2 separate regions of the Homo sapiens genome follow, and region 2 is linked to region 1. The links are chromatin loops, found by intact Hi-C in ENCODE. Cell type or tissue: sigmoid colon. All regions are shown on one strand. Region 1 overlaps ANXA6 (annexin A6). Region 2 overlaps TNIP1 (TNFAIP3 interacting protein 1).

Region 1 (5,000 bases):
CCAAACTTCAGCTAATCATCTCTGGCACGATTTGTGCTGTGTAACCACCAGCTATTAATACTGATCTTTAAATCGACTCACTCTTAAACCCAAAATGAGTTAAGGGGAATTTACTATCAGTATAAATAGAACTAGTAGCTAGCTAGAAGACAATCATGGAAACACTAATGTGCAGTGTGATCGGGTGTGTTTGCCCTTGACCCCGCTTGGGGAAACACTGGCCAGGCCATCTTCTCTGCATATGACCCCATACACCCTTCCCAGAGGGGCTTGCAGAAAGGTTGAGGGATGGAAGGGGAACTCCCAGTTGCTATGCTCAGAGTCTATGTGGGTCCTCCTAGGAGCCCCAGCCCCACGGTCCTGAGGCTAGGATGGAAGTACCCAGTGCTAAGGCCATCTTTGTCAGTTCACAGGGTCCTTGTGAACTGGAGAGGGGAGTATAGAAGCCATTGTGCTTGAGGAAGGAAGAGGGGACCAGTCTCGGCCCCCTTGGATGGCTGGGTGAGCCCAGCTTCTGACTGCCCTCAGCCCAGGCAAAGACATGAAAGTGAATAATAACCAAGGCTTTCTCATGTCTCCCCTCCCAAATCCTTGCTCCAACTGGGGCTCTGCAGGAAATAGCAGACACACCTAGTGGAGACAAAACTTCCTTGGAGACACGTTTCATGACGATCCTGTGTACCCGGAGCTATCCGCACCTCCGGAGAGGTGAGGCCTGACCTCCTCCCTTCCCAGCTCAGCAGGAAGATCCCAGAATCTGATGAGAGCCTCTCAGCTCTCTGTGGCAAGAGGAGCCCGTTGCCCACCCACCTCCTCCTTAACCCAGCAGTAGCGTGTCATGGGTGACGGCGACTCTGGAGCCCTGGGTTCTAGTCCTGGCTCTACCACTTATACCTCACCTTCTTTCTCCTCCTTAGGGAAGCAGGTGGGATGCCCGGGATTAGGTATAGCAACTGGATTTCACCTCAAAGGCCAACTCTGATTGGTAGTAGCTGCCTAGAGTGCTGTGTTAAGGATTCTGGGGTCCCGCGTCATGATTCACTGGCGATGCCTGCCAGGAGCAAGGCAGCGAGAGGTGGTGGTGGCACAAGACCCACATAGACATCTTTGAACCACAGGCTGCCGCATGCTCAGGGCACACCTGTATGCAGTGGCCCTGGCACTCGGTAATCATGAAGTGTCCTGCACTGAGACATTTACATTTTAATGTCTGGCACTACATTAAATGTCTACATTTAATGTCTGGCACTTCTCAGTATTTAAGGTGCTTTAACATAGTGGCTAAAAGAATGGACTTGGGCACTGGACGGCCTTGATTTGAATCCCCCACTTAACAGCCATGTGACCTCAGGCAAGTCACCGAATCTCTGCGCCTGAGCTCCCTTACGTAGGAATCAGGGTTTTAGCTCTACCCGAGATGATTGTTGTGAAGATACAAAAAACATAACACACATAAAGCACTGGCGCAATGCCTGACTCAGTGAGTGTTTCCTGAGTGTTATCATTGTGTCTTCATCCCAAGCGGACACAGGAGGAAGAGGAGGCCCAGGAAGGAGAGGGATCACCCAAGGTCCCTCAGTGAGCTGGGGCAGAACCATGACTAGGACCCGTGCTCCTTTTACTACCCCAGCCTGGGTTCCCAGAACTTGGCCGAGGTTCTAAGACCATTGGCCAGGCACGGGGACTGGCGTGGGACAGATTTGGCTCTGAGCCCACGGCAGCCTTGATGTCAGAGCTTCTCTATCGGGATGATCTTGCCCAATGCATTTAGGCCTGGGCTGTGGCCATATTTGCTGCCCTTCCACTTTCTCAGGCACAGCCTGTGGGAGGCACTGGGTGGGGCTGAGGAGGGGTCCTCCGCCTCCTGCACTGAAGCTCACCCCCACCTCTGGGGCTTCTCTTGTGGCCAGTCTTCCAGGAGTTCATCAAGATGACCAACTATGACGTGGAGCACACCATCAAGAAGGAGATGTCTGGGGATGTCAGGGATGCATTTGTGGCCATTGGTAACTGGCAGGGACTAAGGGAAGGGCTGGGGGCACTGGGAACTTGAACAGATTCTCTGGAAGAATAGAACCTTGGCAGCCTCCGAAGCTACTACTGGAAAGTAAACACTGTCACAGTTCGCCTCCAGGGGTGCTGCCAAATGTGTGATTGTGCAGGAATGTCATGAGGTCTGTGCGAGGCTGCAGGAGAGGGTGAGAAAATAACTGTTGCTAGGGAAGAACCAGGAAGACTGGGGCAGGCAGGGGAGGGGGCACGCTGTCCTGCACAACTAGGGTGTATACACACACACACCACACACACACTTGACACACACACCTAACATATACAAGACACATACTATACACACACACATTCTCACATGTGACACACACTCATACATAAAACACGTTACATATGCATGTGACAGGTGCACACCACACATACACACATCACACACAGAACACATTATATATACACATACATGCTACACCCCCACAAGACACTACACCTACACACACACCACTCACACACTATGCACACATGACCCATGCACACCACATATACGCAGCACACATGCACACACATACAAGACACATACACGCTAGATGCAGATGACACACACACAGACCCTCGTCTCCTCTCAGTACCTGGCTTTTTGGTTACGCTTATATAATTTGAGCTCTTGACTTTGAAAAGGTTTTTCCCTTTTGGATCTTAATTCCACCGTGTATAAATATGGATGAGTGGATATGGGTTAGGGCTGAAGTTATTCTCATTAATATTCATCATTAGTGGTATCTTGTTTCATTTACTATAAAACACATTGCATCAATGCACTTTTAAAAAATCTTACCAAGAGGTATCCGTGGAAGATTTTCACATAATTGCCTTCAATTATAAAACACATCTTGATTTCAGAGACACTAAAATGTGGGGGAAAGGTGTGTTAGATTTGGGTGAAGTAGAGGTGGTGGTAGGGGTGTTGTTTAGCACGTGATGGGCCTTTACCACCCAGGAGCAATATCTAGGAGGCGGGATAGCCCGACGAATAAAAGCATGGAATCCAGGTTGAATCCCTGCTCTGCCACTTACTCACTATATGTCCTTGGGCAGGTCACAAAACCTCTGTGTCTCAATTTCCTCCTTTGTAAAGTGGAGATAACAACAGTGCCCAGCCCATAGGGTGGATTTTGTGAGGCTGAAATTAGTTAATTATATGTAAAGCACTTGGAACGGTGCCTCTTGGCATGTAATACTCACTGGACAAGGGTTAGTTTGTATTTGTATTGTTGTTTCCCACCAAGCCCTGCGCAAAGTTAGTTGCACGCAGGTTTAGTTACATTCTCATCAGGTGCTCTTAACCAGCTTATTTTACAAAAGAGGACACTGAGTTCAGAGAGGCTTATAGCAGTAGAACCAGGACTCAAACCACAGGCTGCCTACCTCCAAAGCTCATGTTCTTAACACCAGAATAATTAGCCTTTGGAGACACTTTCAGATTCCTACCCTCCTCGTGTATTTCCCTCTTCCCTTTCTCCTCCCACCTTGAACAGGTATACACGTGCAAACACACACCACAACACACCATTTCACACTCCTCCATCCAATGGCAGGCATCGGGGTCCCATGTGACAGATGGACAGGCTCAGTTTTTAGGAAGACTTGTGGGGTTGGTTACAGAGGAGAGAAGTTTCTGCCCAGCGTGCTTCTTAGCCAGACTGATAAAGCCCTAGGTCTGAAGTCAGGGAAGGCTTCCTGGAGGTGATGTCATGACTGGGGGCATGGACATCAAGTACAGCCTTGAAGGATGGGATTTGATTTAGAGAGATAATGTAGTGAAGGGCAGATAGGAAATGCATCTATCCAGGAAGGACAGAGAGACACAGGAATTTGCAGTTTGTTCTGGGAATGGGGGAGCAAGGGCCATGAGGTTGCAAAGGAGGCCAGGAGCTTTGACATTCAAGCCAAGGAGCTTGGGATTTGTTTGGGAGGTAGTAGGGAGATATGTAAGGAGCTGGAGATGGGAGGTGTGTGATGTGATCTTTTCCACAGGGTTCCTGAGCCTGTTGCAGAGGAGTCTTGCTTGACTCTGCCACTGGGGTACGCAACTCCAGCCTCTTGCCGTCTGTTCTCATTATATCCAGAGTCATTCCAGCTATAGTACTGGTGTCTGGTTCCTCCTTTTTAAGCTGTCTGAGACACCTGTGCGTGGGCTCTGGAGCCTTGCAGTCAAGCAGCTGTGAAGGGCTAGAGAACCCTAGGCTTTGAGAAAGGGCGGGGTTGGTGAAACCAGGCAGGCATTATCTGCAGCCAGGGTAGGGAGCAGGGGCTGCCAATCCTGCAAGATTGTTCAGGCCCTGGGGAAACACTCAGCCCCAGGGATTTGCATGGTCCCTTAAATTTTACCAACGGACAGTCATTCTTTGGAGCAATATTTCTCTAAATCAGTAACTCTCAAGCATTAGGCTGCACCAGAGTAGGGTGGCCAACCATCCTGATTTGCGCAAGGCTTTCAGTGCTGTTAGGTTGGTGCAAAAGTCATTGCAGTTTTGCCATTGAAAGTGATGGCAAAAATTGTAATTACTTTGGCACCAACCTAATAAAACCTGGAGTGTCCCAGGCAAACTAGGACAAGCTGGTCACTCACCTCTAGAGTTTCAGATTCAGCATCTCTGGAATCTGGAATCTGAGGCATGAGAATCTGCCTTTCTTCCAAGTTTTCAAGTGATGCTAATGTTGTTGGTCCGGAAACCACACTTTGAGAACCACTGCTCAAAATCTTTCCAAAATCTGAATCTTTAGGGTGGAGCCTAAACCCTGAGTTTTAAACAAGCTTTTTGGGTGATTCCAATGCATTTAAAAATTTGAGGCCCCGTGCCTTGGGTTCATGAGGAGTTAATTACCTTTGAATCCTCTCCTGACCTTGGTTAGCTGTAAGCACCTTAGAAGGAAGAGAGTTGCAACCAATTGAGAGCCAGGCCTAAGGATGGGCCAGAGGAGGAAGCATGGGGAAG
Region 2 (5,000 bases), 48 kb after region 1:
CAGCCTCCCCATTTTGAAATGAAGGTCATAGTTAAAACTTACCAGGAAGACCCTGGTATGTACAAGGAATTCTTCTCACTTACTAAGTTGTATACTGTTAAGTATCACTGAGTGTGCACAGTGCTAGGAAAACAGACAGATGTGACATGGAGCTCACATTCTCAAAGAGGGCTCAGAAACTATCTTCTACAGGCTGGGCGCAGTGGCTCATGCCTATAATCCCAGCACTTGGGGAGGCTGAGGCAGGAGGATTGCTTGAACCCAGGAGTTTGAGACCAGCCTGGGCAGGATAGTGAGACTCCATCTCTCTAAGAAAAAAAGTAGTCAGGTGTGATGGTGTATGTCTGTGGTTCCAGCTACTTGGGAGGCTGGCTGAGGCAGAAGGGTCGCTTGAGCCCAGGAGGTCAAGGCTGCAGTGAGCCATGTTGATGCCACCACACTCCAGCCTGGGTGACAGAGTCAGACCCTCTCATAAAAAAAAAAAAAAATCTACAGATTTGGCTGGAGAAGTTTTGCTTGGTATCCTACAAGGGATTGCATAGTTCAGCATCCTTATCCTACAGATCAGGTGCAGGGAAAGAAGGACCTGTTCTGAGGTTACACGGGTAATGGGGAAAATGTAGATGGAGGAGGGAGACTTTCTAGGGCAGGGCCAAGAGCCAGAGGTGAGTTCTTGGTGGCCATGAGGGTCAGCTGGAAGCTGAGCACTGACTCCTCTCATCTATCCTGCCCCTTTCTGGGATGAAGGGAGGCTGCAGACCAGGTTTAACGGGACATGGAAATCCCAGATCCCAGAGCTAATGGCTGGTTCAGGTGGGCCATTGGCTTCTTGGTTGGTTGAATGACCAGTAATTCTACTAGGAATGACGGAAAGATGTGAAAAAATCTGGGATTTCTTGGCCACCGTGGATTTGGTTGAATCCTGAAATAGTCTCCAAATTTGGTGAATCATCTCTGGGACTTTTCTCAGATCAGTTCACTCCTCTGGGATCTCCAGGACTGGCTTGGGAAGGCCAGCACAGGACATGCTTGGTGGTGGCCGTAACAGCTGCCATCTGTGTTCTGGGAAACCGATCAGAGACGTCTGGGCCTAAGAGACAGCTCTGGGGCCGTGGCAGGAATGCTGGATCTGCAGTCTTGGGTTCAATCCCTGCTTTTGCATTAACCAACTGTATACTGTAGTTTCCTCATCTTTCCAAAGAGGATATAACCTTCTGACCCACTCCATGGGTCACCCTGAGAAATAATGGAGCTCATGAAAGCATTTAAAAAGTACACGGCCTTAAAAAATGCAATCCTACAGTGCTGCTGGTTCAAGGTCAGCTAGTCCCACATCTCCCTTCTACAAAAGAGGATTGGCCATCGAGGGGATATGACCTCACATTATGCAGAGGGCTATGACAGGCTTGTCGAGAATCCTGCTTTGTGATCTCATGTGAGATGATATGTAACGGTCCCTGTGTACTCAAAATGGGAAGAGATTTTGTCCCCCTTGCTGCTCTCAGCCACAGGGCCGCAGAGGAGGGGTGAGCTGTTTTTCTCTCGGGCAGCACCTAACTTCCTTTCTGCACAGGGCACCTCCTCTGAATTTGAAGTGGTCACTCCTGAGGAGCAGAATTCACCAGAGAGCAGCAGCCATGCCAATGCGATGGTGAGTGGACGGGCAGGACCCCGGGCTTGACCTGCTGCCCTCTTTGTGTCCTGTCACTTGCTACCATGTGAGAGGCACAGAACCTGTTCAGATCCCTTAGGTACCCTGGAGTCACTTGGGGATACACGAGGGGCAGGAGCAAAGGGTGCTTCTCGCTCACATATGCAAATTCCTGGGCTAGTGACTTCCCCGACTTGGAGCACACGGGCACCCGACCGTTGTGAAAGCCTGGGCTCTTTGCCAGCCCTGTTGCCTTCTGCCAGGGGCCAGGCACCTCCGCACACTATGACTCAGCCCTTTGGGTCTGTGGGCTTCCAACCCCGGGGGAGAAAGAAGGGTCAGGAAGGCCCAGGGCCCTGTAAGACAGGTGATTTGCTCTTTGTGCAGACTCTTGGAGCACACAGGAAGGAGGTTCAACTTTCCACTTACACGCATGCGCGCGCGCGCGCGCACACACACACACACACACACACACACACACACACACACTCTCTCTCTCTCTCTCTCTCTCTCTCTCTCTCTCTCTCTCTCTCTCTCTGTCTCTCGTACAGCTCTGGAGCGTCTGCCCAGCATCCTCATTCCACACCTTACAACACTGGCTGCCTTTTTCCTAACTATATCTCCTTCTGTTCTTTCTTAAAATGGCAGACTTATTGAAGAACCATTGTGAAAAGTCTGGAAGATTCTTTAAACGACTTAAATTTCTACCTTCTCCATTCTCCCTTCCTTCCCACTTTTAAGTTTTTTTCTTTAATTGTTGTTATGCGAGCAATAGGTGCTCTAGCCCTTCACTGATATATTGATCCCTGCTGCCTCCCTTCACAAAGGTTTGGCTGACAAATATGCTTGTGTTCACTGGTTGCCCCATGTACCTGTCAGTGCCCAGTGCAGGGCCCCCTCAGGTGGCTGTCTGGCTAACTAGCATGCCTTCAGTGTTGAGAGGCTCACCACTGCCTCAGGCAGCTCTGAGTATTGGAAAGGCTCTTTATGTTCTGTCGCCTGGAACCTTCTGTCCCCTTGTCCTGTTCTGTCCCTGAGGGCTCTGAGATGCTGGCCATGGAGGCAAGATCCCCTGCTCAGAAAGTGTTTCACTCTGACTTTGGACCGATAACTTTAACTGACGTAGTAAGTTCCTCATTAGCTCTACAGTGTGCCTGTCTCTGCTGAGCCACTTGAGCCAAGACAACACAGCCTCCCTGTGCTCTGAAGCTTGTAGTCTGGAGAAGTCGCAGGCATGGGAAGCATCGCATGAGCCTTAAATAGAGCAGCATCTGCCACCTCAGCTCCTTTGTGGAAAGAGGCAGTGGGGGAATGGATGCAGAGTTGAAACAGCAGCATTTCCTCTTGTTAGAATGCGGCACACTGACGCCATTACACAGGTGTTCAGGGAATGCCAAGTTGGGGTTATAGTCATTGCCATTCCTCCAGAGTTCAGAGAAGTGGGAGGTCAGTGCAGCAGAGCACTGGATGGCGAGTCAGGAAACCTCAGTTCTCGTTATACCTCTGCCACTGACTTACAGGGCAACTTTGGGCAAGTTCCTCCTCCCCATAGCTTGGTTTCCCGGCCTGATCTCTGAGGCTCCCTGTAGCTCTGCTGTCCTGTGATTCCCATAACTGTTTCCGGGAGGCTGCTGGAGGAGCTGAGCCGTGGACAGGGTGGGAAGGATGAGCAGAACTTGCAGAGGCAGAGAGGACACAGAGAGGACACATGCAGAGACACCAGACCTGGTGTGTGTGGGTTCAGGCAGGGTAAAGTGGGGAGCCCAACTGGATGCTGCTGTGGATGGGACCTGCGGCTGTAGGGCCTTAGATGCCCAGCAGGGGAGCTGGGCCCAGTGCCGTCTGCAGTAGGGTAACACTGCAGGTCCTTGGGAGTGGAATTGGTGTAACAAAGGCAATGTCTTTGGTAGGAGTATTCCAGATAGACTAGAGAGAAAGAGTCAACTATCTGGCCCACGGTGTGCTTTATTTCTTACATACTGTACTAGTTTGGGACTTTCTGAAATAGCTAAAGCTGTGGTTCCTTAAACTGTTTTGAGTCTTGGGTCCTCAGAAGCTGATGAATGCTTGGGCCATTCCCCAGAAGACACATGTGTAGGCCAGGCATGGTGGCTTACGCCTGTAATCTCAGTACTTTGGGAGGCCGAGGTGGGTGGATCACCTGAGGTCAGGAGTTCAAGACCAGCCTGGCCATTGTGGTGAAACCCCGTCTCAACTAAAAATACAAAAATTAGCTTGGTGTAGTGGTGCACACCTGTAATCCCAGCTCCTCAGGAGCCTGAGGCAGGAGAATCGCTTGAACCCAGGAGGCGGAGGTTGCAGGACGTATATGCAGATGTCCCTTGGTAAACATGGGAGAGTGGTTCCAGAACTCCCTGAGGATACCCAAAATCCATGGATGCTCAAGTCCCTGATGTAAAATGGCGTAGTAGTTCCCTATAACCTATACACATCCTCCTATATACTTTAAATCATCTCTAGATTACTTACGATACCTAATACAATGTAAATGCTAAATTTTGGTATACTGTATTGTTTAGGGAATAATGACAAGAAAAAAATTCTGTACATGTTCAATACAGTTTTTTGTTTGTTTGTTTTGGGACGGAATCTTGCTCTGTTGCCCAGGCTGGAGTGCTGTGGTGCGATCTCTGCTCACTGCAACCTCCGACTCCCTGGTTCAAATAGTTCTCCTGCCTCAGCCTCCCAAGTAGCTGGGATTACAGGCACGTGCCACCATGCCCAGCTAATTTTTGTATTTTTAGTAGAGACAGGGTTTCACCACTCAGGCCGTCTTGATCTCCTGACCTTGTGATCTGCCCGCTCAGCCTCCCAAAGTGGTGGGATTACAGGCGTGAGCCATCGCGCCCGGCCAGTTTGTTTTTTTAGAAGATTTTTGATCTGCAGTTGGTTGAATCCATGGATGCGGAACCCATGGATATGGAGGGCTGACTGTGCAGTGATGTCCCTTTTCTGGGCTTGTTACTGTCAGGGGTCAATTCATCCTCCTAAGAACCCTGTGAGGTTGAAGGGAGGGAAGGGTTGTGCGGACATTTGGTAGATGAGGATGCTGAGGTCCAGCAGACAAGTGACTTACTGTCAGGCACTCTGCAAGGCCCAGTGTGTGGGAGGATGGTGGCCCCGCTGCTGTGGAGCCACCAGTGGCCTGTGAGTCCTGGGTTCTGCCCTGTGAGTCAGCCCCAGACAGGGAACCTGCATAACTGGAGAATTTCCCGGGGCTGAGCTGGGGTCACAGGGGGAAACTGAGTCATGAGAAATGAGGAAGCAGAGGGAGAATGGACTGGCGGCGCCTACTCAGGCCTTGGTGAAGAGTGGGCCGTGTGCCCTT

What was found. A loop is a pair of places that touch in the nucleus more often than their neighbours do. Peaks named below come from ENCODE experiments on the same cell type or tissue, not always from the same donor. Only the 100,000 strongest peaks of a DNase experiment are listed, where the experiment ranks them.
Region 2: a loop joins it to region 1, with 5 times the contacts of the local background. A loop is called at or near these places in 109 of 110 quality-filtered maps.

Annotation. Positions count from the first base shown.
Region 1 is chr5:151,105,461-151,110,460 of GRCh38, reverse strand. It overlaps ANXA6 (annexin A6), which reads left to right. Exons shown (of 26, transcript NM_001155.5): 22 at 615-708; 23 at 1,911-2,006. Among named protein-coding and RNA genes, the nearest start is that of TNIP1, 27 kb to the right of the region's middle. In sigmoid colon, no CTCF peak of the experiment used is centred here; DNase peaks (open chromatin) are centred at 1,710 and 2,100; H3K27ac peaks cover 3,651 bases.
Region 2 is chr5:151,056,969-151,061,968 of GRCh38, reverse strand. It overlaps TNIP1 (TNFAIP3 interacting protein 1), which reads left to right. Exons shown (of 18, transcript NM_006058.5): 5 at 1,574-1,651. Among named protein-coding and RNA genes, the nearest start is that of TNIP1, 22 kb to the left of the region's middle. RefSeq lists an enhancer at 1,661-1,730. In sigmoid colon, no CTCF peak of the experiment used is centred here; a DNase peak (open chromatin) is centred at 1,888; H3K27ac peaks cover 1,140 bases.